Regions from separate parts of the Homo sapiens genome. Here region 1 is linked to region 2. Evidence: chromatin loops called from intact Hi-C (ENCODE). Cell type or tissue: MCF 10A. All regions are shown on one strand.

Region 1 (8,000 bases), 170 kb before region 2:
TTTTTGGGTCTTGGTTTCATTTAGTTCTGCTCTGATTTTAGTTATTTCTTTTCTTTTGCTAACTTTGGGTTTAGTTCTTGTTTTTCTGGTTTCTTTAGGTACAAGGTTAGGTTGTTAATTTGAGATCTTTCCACTTGATGTAGGTGTTTTGTGCAGTAAACGTTCCTCTTAACATTGCTTTTGCCATGTCTCAGAGATTTTGGTATATTATGTCTACTTTTGTTTGTTTCAAAGAAGTTTTTGATTTCTGCATTAATTTTGTGGTTTACCCAAAAGTCATTCAGGAGTTAAGTTGTTTAGTTTCCATGTATTTGTGTGTTTTTTAGAGTTGCTCTTGGTATTAATTTCTATTTTTATTCCATTGTGGTCTGAGAAGATGCTTGGTATGATTTCAGTTTTTAAAAAGTATATTGAGACTTGCTTTATGATTCAGCATGTGTTCAGTCTTTGAGAATGTTACATGTGCAGATGAGGAGAATGACTATTCTGTGGTTGTTGGGTATTCTGTAGATGCCTATTAGGTCCGGTTAGTCAAGTGTTGAATTTAAGTTCAGAATTTCTTTGTTCATTTTCTGCCTCTGTGATGTGTCTAATGCCATCAGTGAAGTGTTGAAGTCTCCTCCTATTATTATGTGGCTGTCAAAGTATTCTCTTAGGTCTAGAAGTAATTGTTTTATAAATCTGGGTGTGCCAGTGTTGGGTGCAAATACATTTAGAATAGTTAAATCTTCTTGTTGAATTTAACCTTTTATCATTATGTAATGCTCTTACTTGTCCTTTTTTTTACTGTTGTTGGTTTAAAGTCTATATTTTCTGATATATGTATAAGAGTAGGGACCTCTGCTCTTTTTCGATTCCATTTGTGTGGTAGATTTTCCTCCATCCCTTTACTTTGAGCCCAGGGGCGTGATCATATGTGAGATGGGTCTCTTGCAAACAGCAGAAGGACGGATCTTGGTTTTAAAATTCAATTTGCCACCCTATGTCTTTTATTTTTAGTCTTTTTTCAAAAGACAGGGTTTTGCTCCATCACCCGTGCTGGAAGTGCAGTGGTATGAGTATGGGTCACTGCAGCTTTGACTTCCCAGGCTCAAGTGATCCTTTTGCCTCAGCCCCCTGTCTCTTCTGGTTTATAAAGTTTCTTCTGTGAAGTCAGCTGTCATTCTGATGGGTTTCTTTTTATAGGTAACATGATCCTTTTCTGTAGCTACCTTTAAGATTTTTTCTTTTGCGTTGATCTTGGAAAGTCTGATGACTATGTGCCTTGGACTCGGTCGTCTTGTATCTCACAGGAGTTCCCTGGGTTTCTTTTCTTTCTTTCTTTTTTTTTTTTTTTTCTTTTTGAGACAGGGTCTCACTCTGTTGCCCAGGCTGGAGTGCAGTGGTGCAATCACGGCTCACTGCAGCCTTGACCTCCTCCCAGGCTCAGACAACCCTCCCATGTCAGCTTCCTAAGACTGTAGCTGGGACTACAGGCATGTGCCATCACACCCAGCTAAATCTTTTTTTTTTTTTTTTTTTTTTTTTGGTATTTTGTGTTGAGATGGGGTCTCCCTATGTTGCCCAGGCTGGTCTCGAACTCCTTGGCTCAAGCAGTCCTCCTGCCTTGGTGTCCCAAAGTGTTGGGATTACAGGTGTGAGCCACCACACCTAGCCTGGATTTCTTATATCTGCATTTTAACCTCTCAAGCAAGATTGGGGAAATTTTCCTGAATTTTATCCCCAAATATGTTTTCCAAGCTGCTTATTTTCTCTTCTTTTCTCTCAGGAATGCCAATAAGGTATACATTTGGTTGTTTTACATAATCTCGTATTTCTCAAATACTTACTTACTTTCTTTTTTTTCCTGAATTTTCGAGACAGGGTCTTACTCTCGCCCAGGCTGGAGTGCACTGGTATAATCACAGCTCATTGCAGCCTCGACTTTCTGGGTTCAGGTGATTCTTCCGCCTCAGTCTTCCTAGTAGCTGGACTCCAGGTGTGCATGACCATGCACTGCTAAGTTTTTGCATTTTTTGTAGAGATGGGGGTCTCACCATGTTGCCTAGCCTGGTCTTGAACTCTTGGGCTCAGAAGATCCACCCGCCTTGGCCTCCCAAAGTGCTGGGACTACAGGCATGAGCCATGGTGCCTGGCTGCTTTGTTTTTTTTTTTTTTTTGAAGCAGAGTCTCACTCTGTCGCCCAGGCTGGAGTACAGTGGCACGATCTCGGCTCACTGCAACCTCCACCTCCCGGGTTCACGCCATTCTCCTGCCTCAGCCTCCCGAGTAGCTGGGACTACAGGCGCCCGCCACCACGCCCAGCTAATTTTTTGTATTTTTAGTAGAGACAGGGTTTCACCGTGTTAGCCAGGATGGTCTCCATCTCCTGAGCTCGTGATCCGCCCGCCTCCTCCTCCCAAAGTGCTGGGATTATAGGCGTGAGCCACTGCACTCGGCCTGTTCATTTTTTAAAATTCTTTTTTTTTTTTTCAAATTTTTGTCTGGGTTCATTTGAAGCACTGATTTTTGAGTTCTGAAATTCTTTCTTTTGCATGGTCTCATCTGCCGTTAAGACTTCCAACTGTATTTTGAAATTCCTATAGTGAATTTTTCAATTCTAGAAGTTCTGTTTTGTTCCTTCTTAACATAGCTATGTCATCTTTTGAATCTTGAGTCGTTTTTGTGTTGTTTCTTGTCTTGGATTTCAATTTTCTCTTTGATCTTGTTGCATTTCTTTGCTATCCATATCCTGGATTCTTTATATGTCATTTCAGACATTCATTCCGGTTAGAATCCATTGCTGGGGAGTTAGTGGGATCCTTTGAAGGTGACAAAACAGTCTGGCTTTTTCTACTGCTGGAGTTCTTATGCTGGTTTCTTCTCATTTGAAAGAACTGATGTTTTCTTTTTTTTGATTTTGTTATTGTTTGGATGAGAGTTCTTGATTTTTTTATTCTTTTTGTCCTTGGGGCTGTTACTGTGGTGTATATTGTGTGTGATTGTTTGGCTACGTTTCTGGGTATTTTCAGAGTTCCAAGGCTGTTTATGAGTTCCTTGGTTGCAGAGAGGTTCCTACAGTGGCTTTCTCCTTTGTTGCTTGTAGGGGTGTAATTTTGTTTGGTGGTGTTGTTTAAGCTGCAGTCCAGTAGATGGCGCTTAAGAGTAATAGCTGCCTGGGGAATGGGCAGAGGGAGGCAACAGAGAAGCATGAAAAGCGCCCTCCCCCAGTACACATTCGCGTTCAGCGGCTGGAGCCACTGGAGAAGCCCCAGGAAGCAGTTTCTTTCAGCCCAAACTCTCCAGGCCCCAGCAGGAGGACGCACTGCCAAGTCCGCCACAGCACATTGAGGAGGCGGGAAGGGAGTATGAGACGACCCTCTCTCCATGTTCGTTCCAGGGCTGTGGTGGTGCCACCTTTAGCGGCTAATGCCATGCCCGTGTTTCCTTTGACCCACGGTGGCCTTTGGAGGCTGTGCTCCCACCTCCCTTGTGGGAGGACCACACCAAGAGTTGGGTCTCCAGATCTGGCTGTTTTCACTGGCAAGGTGTCTGTTTGAGTTCTGTGGTTATAAATAGCATTTCTGTGGTGGCTTGTGAGCAGGCTCACTGCCTCCTGTAGGACCAGGGGGCAGTGGTCTCAGGAGACTAACCTCGTTCCTGAGTGCTGTGTGCTTATGTCTGATTTCTTATTGTGTTGTGCCATTCAACGTCCAGGCCAAGAAGTGGCTTTTGGGTTAAGAGCCAGCTGTGGCCAATATAGTTGAGTAGAAACTTGATCCTTGTTTACTGGGGAAACTCTCTGTTGCCTCAGGGCCAATCTGTGGAGTGCACAGTGGTCTGAGCGCCCTGCTCCAACCTGGAGGAGGGCTTCAAGATGGGCAGGCCAGACCAGGCAGGCCCACCTACAGGTCCCCCAATGGCAGGTCCGAGCATCAGCTTTGAGGGGTGGTCCAATGGGTGGCTACTAGGCACATAGAGATGTGCCTAGGTGTGGAGCTGGGAACCTCACCTGGTCTCAAGTTCTCTGCATGAGGCAGTGGAGCTGCCTAATCTCATCCAGGAGAGTGGGTCCTCCAGGTGCCAGGAGATCTGCTTGGGTATGGAGCAGAGAGGGCCCTGCTGCACCACAGTCTCTGCACAAGAAGGGAAGGGTAGCTCTGGCTGCAGATCCAGGCAAGTGGGTGCTCTGAATGCCTGGAGATACTCCTGGGTGTGGGGAAGAGAGGGCCTCACTGTACCACGGTCTCTGCACAGGAAAGATGGGTGGCTCAGGCTACTGATCCAGGTGAGCAGGTGCTCTGAATGCATGGAAATCTGCCTGGGGGTGGAGTGTAGAAGGCCCTGCTGCACCATAACCTCAGGAGAGGAGGCTGGGCACCCAGCAGGGACACATGCAAACCAGTTCCAGGCCACCAAGCTGGCTCTGTCTGCACGCCTCATTGCCCAGATAAACCATGGCTACAGCGACTCTCCTCTTACTTTTGGACCTGTGATGGGGGAGAGCACAATTCTAGTACCTACTGTTGGGTTACTTTCTATATTTGTTGCTCAGTTTTGGCTGTGGAGGCCTTTCCCCTGCTGCAGAGCAAATGCTGCAATATTTGATCCAAGACTAAATTGTCTGCATGACCACACTGCCAAATTGCTGAAGAATGACTGCCTTGTTTGAGCCTGGATTAAAAATGGCATCCCCTTGTCATTCCTGGTTCTGAGAAAATACATGCAGCTTTTCTCAGTGTGTCCGTCTCAGCGTCTGTAAGCTTTTCCCCAAGTTAGCTCCAAGGCTGAAGAGAAACAAAGTGCTCTCCCTCGGCCTGGGTTGCGCGGATCCCTAGCAGTAAGGGAAATGACAGCGGGAGGTCCTCTGCCTCTTATGTATTGAGGCTTCACTCACTTTTACCAGCCAGATGCCATCATGGAGGCTGTTTGCCCACCTTCTCCTCTCTGGAGTCTGGGGTGTCCTTTGCTGTTGAAGTGGATTTCCGTTTTCCTGTTTGAATTAAAGCTCACAGGGTTTATCTTTATGCACTATTTTGCTATTTGCAAGTGGCTGAGGTATGCGGAAAGCCTCTCATCTGCCATCTTGGGAAAAAAGGTCATGTGACTTTTGAGGGACTTAAGTGACCGGTTTAACCTCATTATCAGTTTCCTCATCTATGAAATAAGAAAAACGGAACTACCTCCCTGATGGAGTGGTTACAGGGATGAAGTGAGCTACTCCATGCCTCTCACTGCCATTTCCAAATGAGACACATGAAGCTCATGGAGGGTCATCAACTTGCTCGAGGTTATAGAACTAAAAATGGCCAAACTGGGATTTGAGCCCACTCTGTTTCCAAAGCCTGTCCCTTAGCTCTTCCACTGTTGTTGTCTGATGAAGTATATACAAATATATGCATTTAATATTAAATGACTGCAATTACTTGTTTGCTTTTCGAGAAAATCAAGGGGTTAACTGATTTTTACAGCTAGAGGGTAATGACAGGAAAGCAAACTCCTCTCCCCTGGTCACCTACCCTCTCCTCATACTGCTTTTAGTGTGCTGTCTCCAGGGTGACGTACACCCCACAGCCAAGACAGTCTCTCTAGGATCTTCAGACAGTGTCAGGCCTCTCTGGTTACCATCTTCCTCCTCATCTTCATCACCATCAATATAATTCATATAGAATAAGAGTATGTCTCACATTTACTAAGTGCTCATATTCTGTAAAGTACATCATGATTCAGATCCTGCTCAACAACTCTGAAAGGTAGACATTACTTTCATCCCTGCTTTACAAACGGAGGAAACTGAAGTTTAGGTGAAGAATTTTGCCAAATTCACATAGTTGGTAAGTGGGGATTCAGACCCAGGCTGCCTGGCTTTGGAGGTGGATTCTTAAGCCCTAGACTCTGCTGCTGCTCCTTCCATTCGAAATGGCTTTAGGTAAAAACCTTTTGTCTTCATTGTGACTGTTTAATAGGCTACACTGATCCTCAGAAACAGCAGATAACGGGATTATTGCGGATTGAACTGAATCACTGAAAATAGAATATTTTGATGTCTCAAATATATTTTCAGAAATCTAAAATTATACCAGATAGACTAAGTGGGGAAAGATAAACATGGAGTATCACATAATATATGAAAAACTAACTTTTCTAAACTGTAAACAAATGTATTGAGAATAAGCTACATGCTTTCAGCAAAATCATTGTAATTAAGAATGATAAAGTATACATTAATACATATACTGTTGAAGCTTCTATAATCATATAGCCATTTACATCAGACTAGGATACTTGTAGAGAAGTTTTTAAAAAATTTTTTCTGGAATGATTTCCTTCCCCTTCTAGATCGGCAGGATTGGGAGAAGGGTATTTTTCTAGACTCTGAACGCATAGCCACTTCCTCTTTTTACCTTTTTCTGGGTCCCTCCTCAGTCTGTAGTGCCCTGTAGTCATTTGGTACAAGTATTTCCTTCAGGCGACAGCCCAGCAGCACTGAGAACTGCTCACTGTGGACATGAACCCCTCCTGCTGTGTTAGTGAGGCTTGGTGCCTGTCTTCTCTGGGTCTGCTGCTGACACAGAGCTAAGCACATGAATTATCAGACTGCGATCTGAGCTGAGACAGATTCTCTCTGCTAGAAATTGAGAATTAGGATTTGGGGAGACTGAGCCAGTTACTATGAGGTTGTCTCTGGGCTTTGGGGCTGAAGACATCTCTGTGCTGGGTCAGGTGTAGGCAGAACAGAGAAAAGGCAGTGATGGGGAGAGAATCTGGCAGCTCCTCAGGAGGGAGAAGAGGAGTGGGAGAGAAGTGGAGACTTGCTGCCTTGACTCTTGATGGCCTCTCATTACTAATCCAAGGCAGTCTTGAGTCCCAGCTCTTGTTACTTCCTGCTGATTCCTTTTAATAAATCCACTTTTACTTATGCCACTTTGGCAAAGTTTTGGTTGCAACCAAATCATCTCTCCAGCAGTGTGAGAAAATACAGAGTGTGAGGCACTTGCAGTTCAATAAAGTTACAGATACATAGTTTACTCAGTGAGTTTGGTTTAACTCAGTGTAGTTTTTATTTCCCTTACTGCAGGTGTCTCCTGCCTGTCCCTGAGGCTGGCTGCTTCTTAGGCCCAGTCCTTAGGAAAACAGATGGAGCGTGTGTGTCTGGTCAACATAGTTTTAGGTAGAAACTGGCTCTTTGAAGCCATTCAAACCTGAGCCTATTGGTTGACTCCCAAAATTTTATGGCTAAAACTTGTTTAACTTTATTTTTCAGTTTTCTCAGCCCACAGTTTAAACCAGAAGTAGCTTTCCTCTGAACTTCCACTAATTTCATTTACTAGATCATGTTTTCTGAGATCTTAGTCTCTATTCTGTGCCTTGCATTCTTCCACATCTCCTGGCTGGTCCTCTGGCCTGCCGGTCCTTTGGTCAGGTAGCATTTTACAGTTCCCTCCTCCATCTGACAGCCTTTTCCTCTATCTAGCTCTGAAGCTTTAGTACATTAAGACCCACTTTAAAAATGTGATGAGAGCTTTGGGTTCTGTTTCCAGAAAATTGAATGTTTATATATACACACACACCAAAAAGTGTACACTTTCAGGAATTTTGGGGACTTCTCAGGTTAGGAACCTAGAACCCTGGGGAAACCAAGAGCTGCAACATGATCCATAAAAAAATGGGGTCTAGAACATTTCTTCAGAGTCAGCCTTTGTGGCCTTTTAGTGTTGACTTTTCCCCCACACTTCCGTGTAGGAACTGAGAGGAGAGGAGGTAAAGATGCCCCTCACCTCAGACTCATGCTTTATTCTGTCAGTGATGCTGTGTTCCTTTCCCCACCTGGGGCCAGCCACCAAGGAAACCTCCTATTAAAATAATCATTCCTGAGTTTGGCCATGGAAGGTATGAGCCTATACCAAAAGACGTTCTACTTAAATAATGTAAGATACCCACCTTCCATTGTTTTGGATGCTCCTTATCGGGGACCTGCCCCGATAATCACGTAGGTTCTTCTCTATTTTCCTAAGTGTCGA
Region 2 (8,000 bases):
AATGGTGCAACTGCTGTGGAAAGAGTGTGGTGTCTCCTTAAAAAGTTAAACACAGAGGCACCATATGCCTAGGGATTCCAATTCTAGGTACTGAAAGAACTGAAAGCAGCATCTCAAAGATATATTTATATACCCATATTCAGTGCAACGTTATTCATAATAGTCAAAGGTGGAAACAACCAAACTGCCCATTAACGGATGATTGGATAAAATATTTGCTGTAGTCATGTTCTATAAAGTCACAGCAAACACTGAATTAGCAAATATTCAACTATTCCTCCTAGGGGAAGTTTGGGGTAATGGTCCTTACAACCTCTGGTTACATTTCATCAACTGATCTATACCTAATTTTGTTTCGTGTGTATTTCTGTTTAAAGACATCTTACTTAACATATATTCCTAGTTTGTTAACATTGAACTATAGCCAGCAGAACCATAACTCATGCTTCAGTAATGATTATCTGACACACCTATTTTCTCTGTGAGGCGCATCATAGCTTTCTTGAGCTAAAGAACACTAGCTAGCACTTCAGCACTACGTCTAGGGGCCAGCCATCTTAAACGGTGAAATCACCAAAAGGCATAAAAATGCAAAACATGTGGCAATAAATAGACTGTGAAAAGGATGACAGTTTATAGCATGAGAGCTGAAACAAGATGGCGGAGTGGTCCCTTGTGTGAGCTCAGCTGCAATGTGCTCTCTTGGCAACTCAAATTCTTTGTTACTCTGCATTTGTCTGTAAATGACCATGAATATCCTGTGAGTATTGACTTTGAGATTACAAATAAATGCAGTCAGTAAGCAAATATGCAACTACAGAATCCACTAATGAGGACTGACTTGATATATCTATGATGGAATGTTATTCTGCCATAAAAAGGAATGGAATTCTGATACATACTAAATATGGATGAACATTGAAAACATTAGGCTAAGCAAAATGAGCCAGGCACAAAAGGACAAATATTATATGATTCCACTTATATTAAATATATAGAATAGGTAAATTCATAGACTAGAGGTTACCAGAGGCTTAGGGGAGGGGATAAAGGGGAGTGATTGTTGAATGGGTTTAGAGTTTGTTTGGGATGATGAAAAGTATTGGATGTGGATAGTGGTGATGGTGGCACAACAATGTGAATGTAATTAATGCTACTGAGTTGTATGCTTAAAAATGAAAAATTTTATGTTATACACATTTTATGACAAAAATTAATAGATGTATTAATAAGATTAAATGGGTTGTTTTAATGTTCTGTTAAAATCAAACGCTGAGGGCATTAATAGAGATTCTTATTTACTCACGTCCTTTTAAAACAAGAACCCTCTTTAATATGTGTTTTCTTCTGGTTTATAGAACATATTTTAAAACGGGCTTACTATTCAATAATATCAATTGATTATTGAGGAATACAAGTTAATTAAATTGTGCAAGTCAGTTGTTTGGCCTTACTTCATGCTTTTGGTGAACACTGATGCAGTACTAGAATTACTCTTTTTGATAAATTGCCAAAAGCAGGCCACCTCGAGAACCAACAACTGATGTTTCTAATTTATGTTTGGAATAAAATTGTCTTTGCAGTACATCACATGTGGGCGAACTGGTACTCTTAGGTAAATTACTACTGGTACTACTGAGGTGTGTTGGCACTATCTGTCTATACTTTTCATCTTTTGCATTACTTTTCTTGCTTTCATCACCAACCTATTTCTCATCTGCCTCCTCCCCTACTGAAACCCCTGTTTTCCTATTGCCAGAGAGAGCCATCTGTCAGAATATGGCTGTAGTTACTATCATAATTCAAATATTCCCTTTTAAGTATTTCTTGACCCAACAATTACAAAGAAGCACTGCTAGATACAAACATAAATAAAATGTGCTAATGAGGAATGCAAACAGTATTAAAATGTAAACTTAAAATAGGAAGGAATTTGTGGCCAAAGAAAAACTGATTACGATTCTTTCAGTCTTTTAAAATGCATCATAAAACTAAAAATGTTTTGCTACAGAATAACAGTTTGGCTTCTTTTATGATGGCAAAGAAGGGTAATTACGATTGTCATGAAAACACATTGAGCAGCTGTATACTGTTAACAAAAGAACCATTATATGAGCTCGTAAAAGCTGGCACTTTATATATTCACATTTCCTAGAAATTAGATTGTCTTCCCAATTGGAGTCGATACCAAAAGAGACTGTTTTCTATTAATTGTGGCTTTGTACCAGTCAATTTTCAGAGCCAACTGGATCATCTTTCTTTTGGGATATATCCCACATATTATTATGTGGAATTTATATATACTGATTTATATACACTCAGAAGCATACAGTATAATGTTGCAAAGAGTAATTTTTTAAGTTCCCAGAGATCTGTAAATTTTTAACGTTAAAAAATGCCAGTTTCAGTAGATTCTTTCACCAACGTACATCTGTTTAGAAATTACTGAAAGAAATCATAACGCATAACTCTGCAGTTTATTTTATGAAGGCTAATTAATAGGTACTTACTCATTAAAGACTAGGTCTGGTGCAAAATAGAGAAATTGGCTGTTCGTATGTTTGTACGATCTCCAGCTCAAGGCAAATGATGATAGACACATCCAAGAATACTGGATTAGGGTAATTTGGTCCTCAAGAGGCAAGTTTTTAAATCCTGAAGAACAAAACAATTAATCACAGAAATACACTTAGCATTTAAGTACATTCCAGGAAGATGCTTCTTAAGTCAACCCCAAACAGCCACCTTTCTTTCACTTTTCTCTTTTCTGACAGACTCAAATCAATTCAACAGTCATTTACAGAGTGCCCACCACTGGCCCAGTCCTGTTCCACATTTCACTTTAAATTCATCCTAAATTCTAGATGAGGGTAAACTGCCAGGGCAAACTAAAATTGCAAAGTTCAGCAAGTTTCAGTGTGGATGACAGCCTAAAACCCTTGGTTAGATTGAGAGAATTTGTATTAACCTGTAAAACTTGCTTCGTCCCACCCACAATTAATAACACTAAAATAAAGGGTAATTTAATAACTGTCAAACCCTGTGTATCTGCAATAATGGTGGGAGATTTCATTGTTCATGAGTTTGTGGTGCTTAAAAAATGAGCATGTGGTGCCTCCTATGGTCCAGGTTAATACCAGACTTTGATAAAGTTCTATGGTAGAACATGTTTCCCTGGCACCTGTCCTCCCTGCCTGACAGACTCAAGCTCTTCTTTTGTTCTTTATTTTATTTATTTATTTTTTAAGATGGATTCTCATTCTGTCGCCCAGGCTGGAGTTCAGTGACATGATATTGGCTCACTGCATCCCAGGTTTCAAGCGATTCTCCTGCCTCAGGCTCACAAGTAGCTGGGGTTACAGGTGCCTGCCAGGACGCCCAACTAAATTTTGTATTTTTAGTAGAGACAGGGTTTCATGATGGTGGCAAGGCTGGTCTCAAATTCCTGACCTCAAGTGATCTGCTTGCCTCAGCCTCCCAAAGTCTGGGATTACAGGCATGGGCCACTGCACCAGGCCTTCTTTTGTTTTTTATCACCTCCCCCATCTCCAGGGGCATCATGTTATTTTTCTGCCTGTGGAGTTTCACTGGGCAAGCTCCTCTTCAAAGAATCAGTCAGTGGAGCTTTCCCCAACTTTTACAGCTGCTGTCTGACCACAGGTAATCTAAGAAACTGCTTTAGATTAATGAACTGGGACAATGTAATGGCAATTTCTAAGTGATGTTTCTGTAGATTAAGAGGGGCCTTATTAATTAAATACCATGAAACAAAAAAAAATGACTAAAATAGGAATTCCAGGGACAATTTAAAGGGTGCTGGGGGCCAGGTGATTATTTTTTAGACAGAAGAGTCATTCCAGGTCTCTTACAACTTACTTGCTAGGCCTTGCCTTACTTGGTCTACACTTAGATTAACCCTCGTTATGAGCCGCTAATAATGTGCTCAACTTGTGATTTCATGAACAGAATGTATTTTACCTTATTAATATTTTTGGATGAAATTTTCCATTTTGATCAACATAAGAAGTGTATGTCATTTTTTTTATTTTTAATTTCTTTTTTTTTTTTGAGACAGAGTCTCACTCTGTTGCTCAGGCTGGAGTATAGTGGTGGGATCTCGGCTCACTGCAGCCTCTGCCGCCCAGGTTCAAGCGATTCTCCTGCCTCAGCCTCCTGAGTAGCTGGGATTACAGGCACCTGCCACCAAGCAGGACTAATTTTTGTGTTTTTAGTAGAAACGGGGTTTCACCATCTTGGCTAGGCTGGTCTTGAACTCCTGACCTCGTGATCCATCTGCCTCAGTAAGCCACCTGCCTTGGCCTCCCAAAGTGCTGGGATTACAGGCGTGAGCCACTGCGCCCAGCCGTATCTGTCATTTTAACAATAAAATCCTTAACCCTGCATTCTCGGAAGAAATGAGCACATTAACCATATTTTTCCTATACACTTGATCAATTTGTTATCAATTTAAAAAATCTGATATCAGGATTTCATAGAACGCAAACTCCTCCTGCATGGTTGGAGATGGCGAAGTCAGTTGCCCAGACTTGTTAAGTTCAGGATGCAGCCTGTGAAAGGAGAGGCAATCCTACCTGGAAGTACCTTTGCCCACTTCACGACTTGGATCATCTGTTTGCCTGCTAAGCGGTTGAGCGTGGAGAGCAGATTTTCGGCTGTATCTGGTTTTGAGCTGTCATAGCCTGCATATACAATTTCAGGTTCAATGTTTTCAAGGACCATAACGGGGGAAGGTGTGAGCGCTCGTGAGATTGTGGAGAGCTGAGGAACCAGTGCTGTGTTGACCGAGGGTTCTTTTGCAGGAGCGATGTACGTTGTCCCTTCCTCTGGGCTTTGCGGGGGTGGGGGTGGGGGTGGGGGCTGCTGCTGCTGTGGCTGCTCCTCGTGAATCCCTTTTAACTTTCCCAACTTCTTTGACTTTCGTGCTATAAGAAACCATAAATGATAAGGCCAAATTAAAATTATGTTTGAAATATGCTGACTCACACTGGTTAAAGTACAGTTTTCCTCTAAATAGATCTTGTTATGTCAATAGGAACATGACCGTTTATTCCACTAAGAGAAAATATATAAAGCTCAATTATTATTACTTACTATTGGTATTAAGAGAACAAACTCCTTCCTTCTTTCATTCATTTTTACAAGTCTTCACTGCCTGTCTCCTATAAGAGACTGTATAAGCTGCATAGGAACCCAGCTAATATGTTCAGTATAACCAAGCCTTACCCGGTCCTCAACAAGTGTTCAGCCTAGTGGGGGAGGACTTAAGAAATGTACCACCAACTGCACCGCAGTGCAGGTAGAGATCGGTAAGGGTATTCAATTAGGAAAAGACGAAGTCAAATTGTCCCTGTTTGCAGACGACATGATTGTATATCTAGAAAACCCCACTGTCTCAGCCCAAAATCTCTTTAAGCTGATAAGCAACTTCAGCAAAGTCTCAGGATACAAAATCAATGTGCAAAAATCACAAGCATTCTTATACACCAATAACAGACAAACAGAGAGCCAAATCATGAGTGAACTCCCATTCACAATTACTTCAAAGAGAATAAAATACCTAGGAATCCAACTTACAAGGGATGTGAAGGACCTCTTCAAGGAGAACTACAAACCACTGCTCAAGGAAATAAGAGGATACAAACAAATGGAAGAACATTCCATGCTCATGGGTAGGAAGAATCAATATCGTGAAAATGGCCATATTGCCCAAGGTAATTTATAGATTCAATGCCATCCCCATCAAGCTACCAATGACTTTCTTCACGGAATTGGAAAAAACTACTTTAAAGTTCATATGGAACCAAAAAAGAGCCTGCATCGCCAAGTCAATCCTAAGCCAAAAGAACAAAGCTGGAGGAATCACACTACCTGACTTCGAACTATACTACAAGGCTACAGTAACCAAAACAGCATGGTACTGGTACCAAAACAGAGATATAGATCAATGGAACAGAACAGAGCCCTCAGAAATAACGCCACATATCGACAACTATCTGATCTTTGACAAACCCGAGGAAAACAAGCAATGGGGAAAGGATTCCCTATTTAATAACTGGTGCTGGGAAAACTGGCTAGCCATATGTAGAAAGCTGAAACTGGATCCCTTCCTTACACCTTATACAAAAATTAATTCAAGATTGATTAAAGACTTAAACGTTAGACCTAAAACCATAAAAACCCTAGAAGAAAACCTAGGCATTACCATTCAGGACATAGGCATGGGCAAGGACTTCATGTCTAAAACACCAAAAGCAATGGCCACAAAAGCCAAAATTGACAAATGGGATCTAATTAAACTGAAGAGCTTCTGCACAGCAAAAGATACTACCATCAGAGTGAACAGGCAACCTACAAAATGGGAGAAAATTTTTGCAACCTACTCATCTGACAAAGGGCTAATATCCAGAATCTACAATGAACTCAAACAAATTTACAAGAAAAAAACAAACAACCCCATCAAAAAGTGGGCAAAGGATATGAACAGACACTTCTCAAAAGAAGACATTTATGCAAAGGATATGAACAGACACTTCTCAAAAGAAGACATTTATGCAGCCAAAAGACACAAGAAAAAATGCTCATCATCACTGGCCATCAGAGAAATGCAAATCAAAACCACAATGAGACACCATCTCACACCAGTTAGAATGGCAATCATTAAAAAGTCAGGAAACAACAGGTGCTGGAGAGGATGTGGAGAAATAGGAACACTTTTACACTGTTGGTGGGACTGTAAACTAGTTCAACCATTGTGGAAGTCAGTGTGGCGTTTCCTCAGGGATCTAGAACTGGAAATACCATTTGACCCAGCCATCCCATTACTGGGTATATATCCAAAGGACTATAAATCACGCTGTGATAAAGACACATGCACACGTATGTTTATTGCGGCACTATTCACAATAGCAAAGACTTGGAACCAACCCAAATGTCCAACAATGATAGACTGAATTAAGAAAATGTGGCACATATACACCATGGAATACTATGCAGCCATAAAAAAGGATGAGTTCATGTCCTTTACAGGGACATGGATGAAATTGGAAATCATCATTCTCAGTAAACTATCACAAGGACAAAAAACCAAACACCGCAGGTTCTCACTCATAGATGGGGACTGAACAATGAGAACACATGGACACAGGAAGGGGAACATCACACTCTGGGGACTGTTGTGGGGTGGGGGGAGGGGGGAGGGATAGCATTAGGAGATATACCTAATGCTAAATGACGAGTTAATGGGTGCAGCACACCATCATGGCACATGTATACATATGTAACTAACCTGCACATTGTGCACATGTACCCTAAAACTTAAAGTATAATTAAAAAAACCCCAAAAATGGCTAAAATTTATTGAATGCTTACTAATGCCAGGCACTGTTCTAAATGCTCTATATAAATTAACTAATTTAATAATTTTATGAGTAGATTCTATTATGATTCTCATCGTAGAATAAGGAAACAGAGACCAGAAAGTTTAAGAAATATAAGATCACACATCTTGTGTATCTGAAATAGAGTTTAGAGGAAGGGTAAATTACTTCATATGCGAATATGATGGAGGTAGTGGGGGAGGTGGGAAGGTTGGGAGGTAGATGGGTAGATGGATATATAATTGGGAAGACAGATGAATGAGAGAACAATTAAAAAAAAAGTTAAGAAGCACCAAACTGAGCTTAGGTATGTGAGAATTACTTACGTTACAAATGTAACATTTCAATTTATTTAAAAATTCTTGAAGCAAACAGACACCTTCTACTTAATCCTAACAGTCATGAGAACTTACAGGACACAAATTTAACGTAGAGTAGGACTATGTTACACCAATTAACTTGATTTAAAAATAAGAGTAATTTGTGTTTATAATTATAGCCATTAATGTTTATCACGTTCATCACAGAAAATCTTACAATTCAGATAAAAGATAAGCTATCAAACAACAAAAGCTATATTAAATATTGGAACCAGGCTTAAAA

The links. Hi-C counts contacts between places; a loop is a spot of excess contacts. Peaks named below come from ENCODE experiments on the same cell type or tissue, not always from the same donor. Only the 100,000 strongest peaks of a DNase experiment are listed, where the experiment ranks them.
Region 1: a loop joins it to region 2, with 5 times the contacts of the local background. A loop is called at or near these places in 2 of 110 quality-filtered maps.

What each region holds. Positions count from the first base shown.
Region 1 is chr4:147,981,045-147,989,044 of GRCh38, forward strand. All of the region lies in intron 18 of ARHGAP10 (Rho GTPase activating protein 10), which reads left to right. Among named protein-coding and RNA genes, the nearest start is that of MIR4799, 200 kb to the left of the region's middle. RefSeq lists an enhancer at 283-332. In MCF 10A, a CTCF peak has its summit at 3,131 (motif pointing right); a DNase peak (open chromatin) is centred at 3,157.
Region 2 is chr4:148,149,959-148,157,958 of GRCh38, forward strand. NR3C2 (nuclear receptor subfamily 3 group C member 2) reads right to left here. Exons shown (of 9, transcript NM_000901.5): 5 at 4,593-4,943; 6 at 2,511-2,655. Among named protein-coding and RNA genes, the nearest start is that of NR3C2, 290 kb to the right of the region's middle. In MCF 10A, a CTCF peak has its summit at 3,091; no DNase peak of the experiment used is centred here.